2 separate regions of the Homo sapiens genome follow, and region 2 is linked to region 1. Evidence: read pairs that join two places in POLR2A ChIA-PET (ENCODE). Cell type or tissue: OCI-LY7. All regions are shown on one strand.

What was found. ChIA-PET counts read pairs that join two places held together with the same protein. Peaks named below come from ENCODE experiments on the same cell type or tissue, not always from the same donor. Only the 100,000 strongest peaks of a DNase experiment are listed, where the experiment ranks them.
Region 2: POLR2A ChIA-PET joins it to region 1 with 13 read pairs; 2 of 35 experiments call an interaction of 5 or more read pairs at or near these places.

What each region holds. Positions count from the first base shown.
Region 1 is chr20:48,993,971-48,998,970 of GRCh38, forward strand. It overlaps ARFGEF2 (ARF guanine nucleotide exchange factor 2), which reads left to right. Exons shown (of 39, transcript NM_006420.3): 22 at 481-628; 23 at 1,813-1,912; 24 at 4,223-4,263; 25 at 4,366-4,535. Among named protein-coding and RNA genes, the nearest start is that of CSE1L-DT, 50 kb to the right of the region's middle. In OCI-LY7, no CTCF peak of the experiment used is centred here; no DNase peak of the experiment used is centred here.
Region 2 is chr20:48,676,709-48,681,708 of GRCh38, forward strand. PREX1 (phosphatidylinositol-3,4,5-trisphosphate dependent Rac exchange factor 1) reads right to left here. Exons shown (of 40, transcript NM_020820.4): 11 at 4,527-4,627; 12 at 2,943-3,046; 13 at 2,652-2,701. Among named protein-coding and RNA genes, the nearest start is that of PREX1, 150 kb to the right of the region's middle. RefSeq lists a silencer at 3,042-3,211. In OCI-LY7, no CTCF peak of the experiment used is centred here; a DNase peak (open chromatin) is centred at 3,113.

The sequences.
Region 1 (5,000 bases):
CTAAGAAAAAAAAAGTATGAGCAGGACATGGTAATGGGAAGGTACGATCTCACAAGAAAGATCTCTTTGAGAGGGACACACATGTCTGAGCTGGGAATTGAAGGAGTGAGCCATGGGGAGACAACATTCCAGGCATAAGGAACAGTGAGTGCCAAGGCCCTGAGGTGGGACAAGAGATGACAAGTTAAAGGAGCAACAGTGAGGCCAATGAGGCTGGTGTCTTGTCGTCTCACGAGGAGGGTGGAAAAAGGAGGTGGGGGTGACTAAATGATGTGCCTATTAAGTGACATGGTGGGAGGAATCCGCCGCCCCAGTCAAATGCTTTTTCTCTCTTTATTGAGAGCTTACTAAATTTGCATAAACATCTATATGGCATAACTCCATTGAACCAACTTTTTTTTAATGACTAACTTAAGATTACAGTGCCCTTTTTCTAGCTGTAAGGTAGGAACTCATTTCTTCATGCCTTCTTTCTCTTAGATCTTGAAATGCATCAGCCAGCTGGAGCTCGCTCAGCTGATAGGAACCGGTGTGAAGACGCGCTACCTGTCTGGATCTGGGCGTGAAAGAGAAGGGAGCCTGAAGGGCCACACATTGGCAGGAGAAGAGTTCATGGGCCTTGGCCTCGGTAAGACACCAGGCCCCACAGCTAACAGTCACGGATTTGCAAGCTAACGGGGATGAAACCCTTCTTGTCTCATCAGGACTGTCCTGTAAACCGTCTCTTCCTTTTGTGCCATCTGACAGTGTTCATGAATGCAAGTGGACGTGCTGCTTTGGCCTCTTAATTGTGATTAAACTGTTGAGTAAAATGTCTATTTTACCAAAGTCAGTAGGGTGCATTACTTTTCTTTCTATACCTATCACTATATTGGGGAGAAAAACCATTTGCTTTAAAATGTTCAGATCTCTAGTGCCTGACATTAGAGGGGTGTGTATTTGTGTCTCTAGGTTTTAAAGGGTAGGTTCAACATTTCTTCCATCTTTATTGGGGGGCTTTTATTAAACAGTATTCTTATGCAAGTAGAATTATTTCTCTGGCTATACATTGGATTGAGAAACTCTTCTGATTGATGTAACATGGTAATAATAGTAAATAGGGCAAACAGATGTGCCAAGTCATATTCTGAGCACTCAGTTTATATATTTTAACTCATTTAATGCTCAAAACAATCCAATGAGAACAGGGACTGTTATATTCCCCATTTTGCAATTGAGAAAACTGAGGCACGGAGTGAAAAGATATGAGCAGCATCATACTGCAAAGGAGTGGCAGAGGTAGGATTCAAGCCCTAAGCCATCCAACTACGGAGTGTAGGCTTCTAGGTCCCATTTAGTGAGTGGAATAGTACAGTGTCATGGTTAAAAGTATGGACTCTGGAAAAATGGGGAATTGTAATAGCACCCACTTCTTAGGGTTCTCGTGAGGATGAGTGTAATGAAAGTCTGTGAAGCACACCAAGCATTCAGCAGGTGTGAGCCATTAATGTTCTAGGAGCTCTGGATTAATATCAATTGATTCAAATTTGTTTTCCTAAATATAGGCCTTTAATACTATAAAAATGTAAAAGATTATAGAGAAAGGTAGATGGTTGGTAGAAACAAGAAAGCTTATACTAAGGATATATTTTAAATGCCCAATGCCAAAACAAAACTTTAATTTTATCATCAGTGGGTTTTTGTTTCTTTTTTGAACTTGCAGAGTCATTCCCATTTATGTCCCCTGTCCCTGCGTGTTGACATAACAGGATGCTTTGTTCTAAATACTTGACTGTTTTTGAAGTACTGCTGATTTTGTGCATTGTGTTTCAGGTAATTTGGTGAGTGGCGGAGTGGATAAAAGACAGATGGCCAGCTTCCAAGAATCGGTTGGTGAGACCAGCTCGCAGAGTGTGGTTGTAGCTGTGGACAGGTAATGATTTTATTCTTCAGTGACCCTGAACTACACAGTGGTTTGGTGGCCTCTCTGTAGTTACTGGACATGAATGATTCCTAATTTCTTTAACTGATACAAGTGTTGTTAGCTACAAATTGCTTAAGTGTCACATTTATTTGCATTTTGACCTTTTAGAAAAGGTATAACTTTAACATTGTGACAAATTATGTCAAAAATAAGAGTTTTTCGCTTATGTTGATGTTTTAAATTACCTTGTTTCCTTAGTAGAAATTATTTTTTTAAAAATCACAAGAAGAGTTTAGGATTAAAAGCCTACCCATGCTCACGCCTGTAATCCCAGCACTTTGGGAGGTCAAGGCAGGCAGATCACTAGATCAGGAAATCGAGACCATTTTGGCTAACACAGTGAAACCCCGTTCTACTAAAAAATACAAAAAATTAGTCAGGCGTGGTGGTGGGCACCTGTAGTCCCAGCTACTCTGGAGGCTGAGGCAGGAGAATGGCGTGAACCCAGGAGGCAGAGCTTGCAGTGAGCGGAGATGGTGCCACTGCACTCTAGCCTAGGCGACAGAGTGAGACTCCATCTGCAAAAAAAAAACGCCTACCCATGCTCATGCCTGTAATCCCAGCACTTTGGGAGGCAGGTGGATCACAAGGTCAGGAAATCGAGACCATCCTGGCCAACATGGTGAAACCATGTCTCTACTAAAATACAAAAAAAAAGAAATTAACTGGGCATGGTGACGCATGCCAGTAATCCCAGCTACTCGGGAGGCTGAGGCAGGGGAATATCTTGAACCCAGGAGGCAGAGGTTGTAGTGGGCCGAGATCGCGCCATTGCACTCCAGCCTAGCAACAGAACGAGACTCCGTCTAAAAAAAAAAAAAAAAAAGCCTACCCATGAATGAGAGTTGGCTGAGTTGACAGTTTCCTTTTTTTTTTTTCTCCCCTCAAAACTTTTCCATTATTTCTCTTTACTCAAAACTTGACCTAAAAATCCAGGAGAGATATTTCCCATAAAGAAGCTTCGTACTTATTAGCAATCACTCTCCGTTTTCTTTTCTTTCCTTCCCCCATTCCTTAGTCACTGTAACCACTGATCTACAGATTTGCCTGTTCTGGACATTGTTCCATTGTCCATCTTTCCCTTTTTATTATTTTAATATTCATTATATTCTATTTATTAACCACGTAGTTTCCTTATACTAACATCTTTCCCTTTAATTCTATCCTTTTTCAACTCATGTATGTTGCCTCTATTGTTAAGTGCATATAATGTCGTGTCTTTTGTGTTCCCATCTTCTTCCACTGTTACTGCCTTCTGCCTTCTTTGTGTTAAATAGATATTTTCTAGTATATCATTTTACTTCTGGTCATTTCTTGTACTATATCTTATGTATTGATTGATTGATTGATTGATTGATTGAGACAGTCTCGCTCTATCACCCAGTCTGGAGTGCAGTGATGTGATCTTGGCTCACTGCAACCTCTGCCTCCCAGGTTCAAGTGATTCTGCTGCCTCAGCCGCCCAAGTAGCTGGGACTACAGGCATGCACCACCATGCCTGGCTAATTTTTGTATTTTTAGTAGAGACAGGGTTTCACCGTATTGGACAGGCTGGTCTCGAACTCTTGACCTCAAGTGATCCACCTGCCTTGGCCTCTCAAAGTGCTGGGATTGCAGGCATGAGCCACTGCGCCTGGGCTCCCCCGTCTTTTGATGTGTCACTTTCTCTTCTGCTCACTATAGGTTTTTCTGCTTTCAACTCAGTTCACTTTCCTTGAACCGTTCTATACTTGTAATACCACATCATTTATTTCGGTGGAGGTGTCAGACCTGATGTTTCCTCTCTACCTTGTCTGAGAGTTTGAGAAACTTCAGCTTCCAAATCTAATTAAAAAGAAAAAACCTGTGTGACCAGAGATCATCTGGCTTTTATGCCCAGTACTAAGACAGAAGCAGAATTGCCCTCAGTCTACCAAATCTAATGTTTATTTTTTGTTTTTTTGAGACAGAGTCTGTCTGTGTTGCCCAGGCTGGAGTGCAGTGGCGCAATCTCGGCTTACTGCAACTTCTGCCTCCCGAGTTCAAGCGAATCTTCTGCTTCAGCCTCCCAAGTAGCTGGGATTACAGGTGCCCGCCACCACGCCCAGCTAATTTTTTGTATTTTTTATTAGAGACAAGGTTTCACCATGTTGGCCAGGCTGGTTTTGAACTCCTGACCTCAAGTGATACACCCTCCTCGGCCTCCCAAAGTGCTGAGATTACAGGTGTGAGCCACCACACCCGGTCTAATGTTTATTTTGTCTGGAATTATCTTCCTAGGATTTTTACTGGGTCTACCAGACTGGATGGAAATGCAATAGGTATGTATTTGACTTACCTGTGAAAACTGCAGAAGCCTCACGCTGTGACCGTCTGACTGTTCCTAACGAGGCTTTGCTTGTGTTGTTGGGTCTGGCCTGTAGTTGACTTTGTCCGCTGGCTGTGTGCTGTGTCCATGGATGAACTGGCTTCCCCCCACCATCCTCGCATGTTCAGCTTGCAGAAGATTGTGGAGATATCATACTACAACATGAATCGGATCCGACTACAGTGGTCTCGAATATGGCATGTGATTGGAGATCACTTCAATAAGGTAACTCTTCAAATTTAAAAACCATTCCTGTTAAAAAAAAAAAAAAGTAGACAACTGAATTCAAAAAAAGAAGTGATAAATAATTTGCCCTGTTTTTTAGATGCCTCTAATTCATTTTCCCTGTGCAGTCAAGGACAGCTTGATAGGAGTAATATCATACTTATATATTGGTAGCATTCATGTAGAATGAATTAAAAATCCAGTGGTATTGAAAATACTTTAATATCCCACATGCAGGATGTAGGCTAAGACCACAAAGATTATTACAGCCACTAGACAAATACACTGATGCTTGGAAGCATTGTGAAATGAAATCCAGAAAGGCCTTTTAAATGACCTAATGTTAAGTTACGTTCCAGGTAGTTTTACTCTTCAATGTCACTGCTTCTTGTATTCCGGCACCTATTGCCACCATTCTTCTGAAACTTTTATTGAAAAAATTAATATTTGGGCCGGGCGTAGTGG
Region 2 (5,000 bases), 320 kb before region 1:
CCTGGCTACGATGCCACCGGCGCCGAGGCTGGGGAGCCATGTTGACTCTCACAGAGTGGCAGGGGAGACCCTCCATTCTTTCCTTTCCTTTTTCCTTTTTGTTTTGTGGTTGACATTGATGTATTTAAACCAAACCATTGTGGAAAGCCCCTGCAAGGGGCTGGTGTGGTCTATCAGGGCCGAGCAGCACAGAGGCCTGTGAGTTTCACGGTTCTTTCCTGAGGTAACTGCCCTGGCCTGTGACAGCATCTGAATCCCTGCCGAGCCTGGATCCCATGGGTTCCGCTAACCTTGCAGCCGAACTGCAACAACTTCTCAGCCTCTGAAGCTGTGACAAAAACGCGCTTCTGTGGCCAGTCCATGCCAAGGCTGATAAAGTCTAGTTGGAGGATTTCTCTCAGGCTTTAGGACTGGGGGGGTCTGACAGGCTCCACGTGCAGTTGGTGGGGGTCTGCTACCTTCCCCAGCCGCTTCCTTCTTTGAGGCTGGCCAAGGAGCCCCACCTGCCTTCTGGGGCTTGCACAAGAGCAGCAGCAGAGGAGCCCAGGAGGGCGGAGGCAGGATGGCAGATGAAAGTGGTTCCCAGGGCCTGACATCCCACGGGGCCAGCAAATGCTAGGAAATGGTCCTTCCTCTCCACTCTTCCGAGAGGTGATAAGAGCTATCAGGTCAGAGGACAGAAAAATCTGCAGCTGGGATAAGAATCAGGTCACCCTCTCTCCCTTCATCCACAACTGTGAGCTTTGTGGTAAAAAGAATAACCAATCTCTGGCGTTCATTATACAATGCCAGGAGCCATTCAAAGCACCTTCCGTGAATTTAATCCTCATGGCAACCCAAGAGGTGAGAGCTATTCTTATGTCCACTTAACAGATGCAGAAACAGAAGCAAAAGAAGTTAATCATCTTTCAACATTCACTGACAAGCTTTTACTGAGTCCCTAGGCCTCTGCTCTCCAATAGGTAGCCATTTTAATTTAAATTTCAATCAATAAGGCCAGGCACGGTGGCTCACACCTGTAATCCCAGCACTCTGGGAGGCTGAGGCAGGCAGATCACTTGAGATCAGGAGTTTTGAGACCAGCCTGGCCAACATGGTGAAACCCCATCTCTACTAACAATATAGAAATTACCCAGGCATGGTGGTGCATGCCTGTAATCCCAGCTACTCGGGAGGCTGATGCAGGAGAATCGCTTGAATCCAGGAGGCAGAGGTTGCAGTGAGCCGAGATCATGCCAATGCACTCCAGCCTGGGCAACAGACCGAGACTCCGTCTCAAAAAAAGAAAAAAAAGAAAAAGAAAAAACCAAACATATAAAAAAAGGCCAGGTGCAGTGGTTCACGCCTGTAATTCCAGCACTTTGGGAGGCCAAGGCAGGCAGATCACTTGAAGTCAGGAGTTCGAGCCCAGCCTGGCCAACATGGTGAAACCCCACTTCTACTAAAAATACAAAAATTAGCCGGGCCTGGTGGTAGGCACCTGTAATGCCAGCCACTCAGGCAACTGAGGCATGAGAATCACTTGAACCCGGCGGAGGTTGCAGTAAGCCAAGATTGCGCCACTGCACTCCAACTTGGGGGACAGAACGAGGCTCTGTCTCAAAAAAAAAAAATTAGCTAGGCATGGTGGTGCACGCCTGTAGTCCCAGCTACCTAGGAGGCTCAGGTGGGAGGACTGCCTGAGCCTGGAGGTTGAGACTGCAGTGAGCTGTGATTGCACCACTGCAATCCAGCCTGGGTAACGGAGCAAGACCCTGTCTCAAAAAAAAAAAAGAAGAAGAAAATTAAAATGAACAAAGGGAGCTGATATCGTTGGGTTGTGTCCCCACCCAAATCTCATCTTGAATGGCAGCTCTCATAATTCCCACATACTGTGGGAGGGACCCAGTGGGAAACTACTGAATCGTGGGGCAGTTCCCCCATACTGTTCTTGTGGTAGTGAATAAGTCTCACAAGATCTGATGGTTTCATAAGAGGAAACTCCTTTCACTTGGCTGTCATTTTCCTTTTGCCTGCCAGGTAAGACGTGCCTTTCACATACCTCCACGATTGAGAGGCCTCCCCAGCCATGTGGGACTGTGAATCCATTAAACCTCCTTTTCTTTATAAATTACCCAGTCTTGGCTATGTCTTTATCAGGAGCATGAAAACAGACTAATACAGAGGACAGAAAGTACCAGGTTGGTGACACTTTATGCAGGTAGGCAGGGAAGACCCCTGTGATATGGAGGCGTTTGAAGGAAGTGAGGGAACGAATATGAAGGTATGCAGAGGAAAGGCATCCTAAGCAAAGGGAACAGCAGGCACAAAGGCCCTAAGGTGGAGCCCATTATTATCCCCATTTCACAGAGGAAACGGTTGAGGCACAGAGAGGTTAAGTAACTCTGCCCAAGGTCACACAGCTGCTAACTAGGAGGGAGGTTCAAGCTCAGTCTGTCTGGCTCCAGAACTGACACCTGCATCACTACACTGCAGTGCTTCCCACAATTTAATTCAGTTAATCCTAATGACAAATCTAAAGGATAGGTGCCACTGCAAGCCCCATTTAATGGAGAAGGAGACTGGAGCTCAGAGAGGTTAAGTTGCCAGCCCAAGGCCACACAGCTGAGAAGAGGTAGAGGTGAAATTGGAGCTTGGAAAGAGTAACTTACTTGATCACCGGGGTGTAGAGGCTGTGAAGACGGCAGTAAAGCCTCACACCCTGAAAGAAAAAAGGGGAGGAATTCTGGGATCAGGCCACATCCTTCACGAGCCTCCAAATCCAGGCTGATGGGAGAGATGGCTTCCAGGACGGGGCAGGGCAGGGTAATGGGGGCAGGGGTGAGTTGTGGGCAGTGGAGAAGGCAAACAAGCCAAGGGGCACAGGCCTGCTCTGAGGCGAACCCAGGGTGGAGGTGAACGAGGCCAGCTGAGTCAGAGTCACAGGGGCGGAGGGCCCCTACCTTGGACATGATGTCCTCCAGCTCACTTCGGGCCTTGTAGGTGCCATCGTCGTAGCGGAAGCGATACATCACCTGCTCATTCTTGAACTGGTGCTTGTCGGAAACTGGAGAGACAGGAGGACCTGTGACGCTGGGCACGCCCCCTCAGCCCCTCCCAGCCACGCCCCCCAGCATTGGCCTTCACTGCCAGCCACGCCCCCTCTGCCCCTCCCAGTCACACCCACCAGCATCAGGCTTCACTGCTGGCCAGGCTTTTTTTTCACTGAAACCCCACGAGGTGGGTGCTATGACTTCCCCATTTTGCACATGAGGATACCCCATCCTCCTGCTACGTGCAGGACCCTGCTGAGACTCGCAGCTTGGGGTGGGGCATCTACAGGGGTGAGGGACCCAGAAATGCCCCTGATCCAGCCTGCACTGGGACCCCTCTGGCTCAGCATGTCCTTAGATCTAGATCACCAATGGATGGGTGGGGACAAGCATGCTGGGGCCTGAGACCACATTGCTGAGATTTACGGAGCCATCTCTATCCCACAAAGTCATGCTTGATGCTTCAGATCCATTAGCAATGCCTATAAGGCCCTAACCTTCAAGATACCAATCACCTCACTCCTACACTGGCCCGAACCACCTTCGCCTCCCACCTGGACTATCACAGCAGCCTCTTTGCTGGGCTCCCTGCTGTCACCCTTGGTCCCAACAGTCTCCACAGGGCAGCCAGAGGGATTCTGCCAGCGTGTTCGTCCAAGCAGGTCTTTCCTCTACGCAGAGCTCAGCAACAGCTTCATAGCTCACTCAGAGTAAAAGCCAAAGACCCTACAATTCTCTATAGGATCTCATCTCACCTCCTGGACTCTCCCATCAGCCCTGTGCCCTCTGACCTCGTCTCCTACCACGCCCCCTCCTCACTCTGAGGCAGCCACACTCCCTCCCTGCTATTCCCTGCACAACCCACTTAGACTCTGCCTGAGGACTTTGCACTGGCTGTTCCCTCTGCCTGGAACCATCATGCCCACCTGGGTCCCTCCCTCACTGGTGGCTCAGGTCCTGGTTCCAATGTTACCTTCTCGGTGAGGCCTTCCCCATCTCCCCTATTCAAAAGTGAACGCCAACACCACACTCTTTACCCTCCTTCCCTAGCACCTATCATGTTTTACTATCTTGCTTTGTAAAGATAAGCAAGTAAAGATCTTATCGTCCCCTCCAACTACAAGGTCGGCTCCATGACGACAGGCACGTCCTCCTCCCGTTCATTGTGGTGTGAACAGTGCCTGCCACATTATAGGCACTCAATAAATATTTGCTGAATAACTAAAACTTAACCAAATGGTTCTTGACATTTCTTGAAGGGACAGATAAAAGATTCTACTCCCCTGCCCCCAGGTTTTTGAGGTATCCCTGATTTGCTGGTGCCTAAGAGGCAGTTTTACAAGGGCATCCATGTTCCTGCGGGCCACACTGTGCCCAGAAAACACGGCGGCTGCACGAAAGGATAGGAGCTGCCTGAGCTAGTGGAAGCATGGCACAGTTGGGGTCTGACCTGTTCCCACCCCTTGGCCCAGCTGGGCCCAGCCCTCCACTCACCATGGTGGATGATGCCATTCTCCAACAGGGCTTGGCCCAAGTTGACTCCTTCTTCCGTCTTGCTGATTTCACCAATTTCTAGGAGCCAGGCAACGAACTCACTGCCAGGAACACAATATGTGGTTGAGAGGATTTCCCCAATTCTGGGACCACAGGAATCAGCACTAAGCTGGCCTGGCCACATCCACCCCTGGGAATGACAGCTAGAACTTCCCACAGGGAAGCCGAGTGTAGTAGTCTATAGCCCTTGGGGTTGTACTGAGGCTTCATGCTTATTACCAATAGCAGAGAGGAGAGTGTGACCAGATTCCAGGTCTGCCTCAGGCTCACTGGATGGATGCATGGATGGATGGAAGGAAGGAAGGAAGGGAGAGAGGGAGGGAGGGAGAGAGGGAAGGAGGGAAGGAAGCTGGGCAGGCAGGTTGGTGGATGAGTGACTACATAGATGGATGGATGGATGGATGGATGGACGGA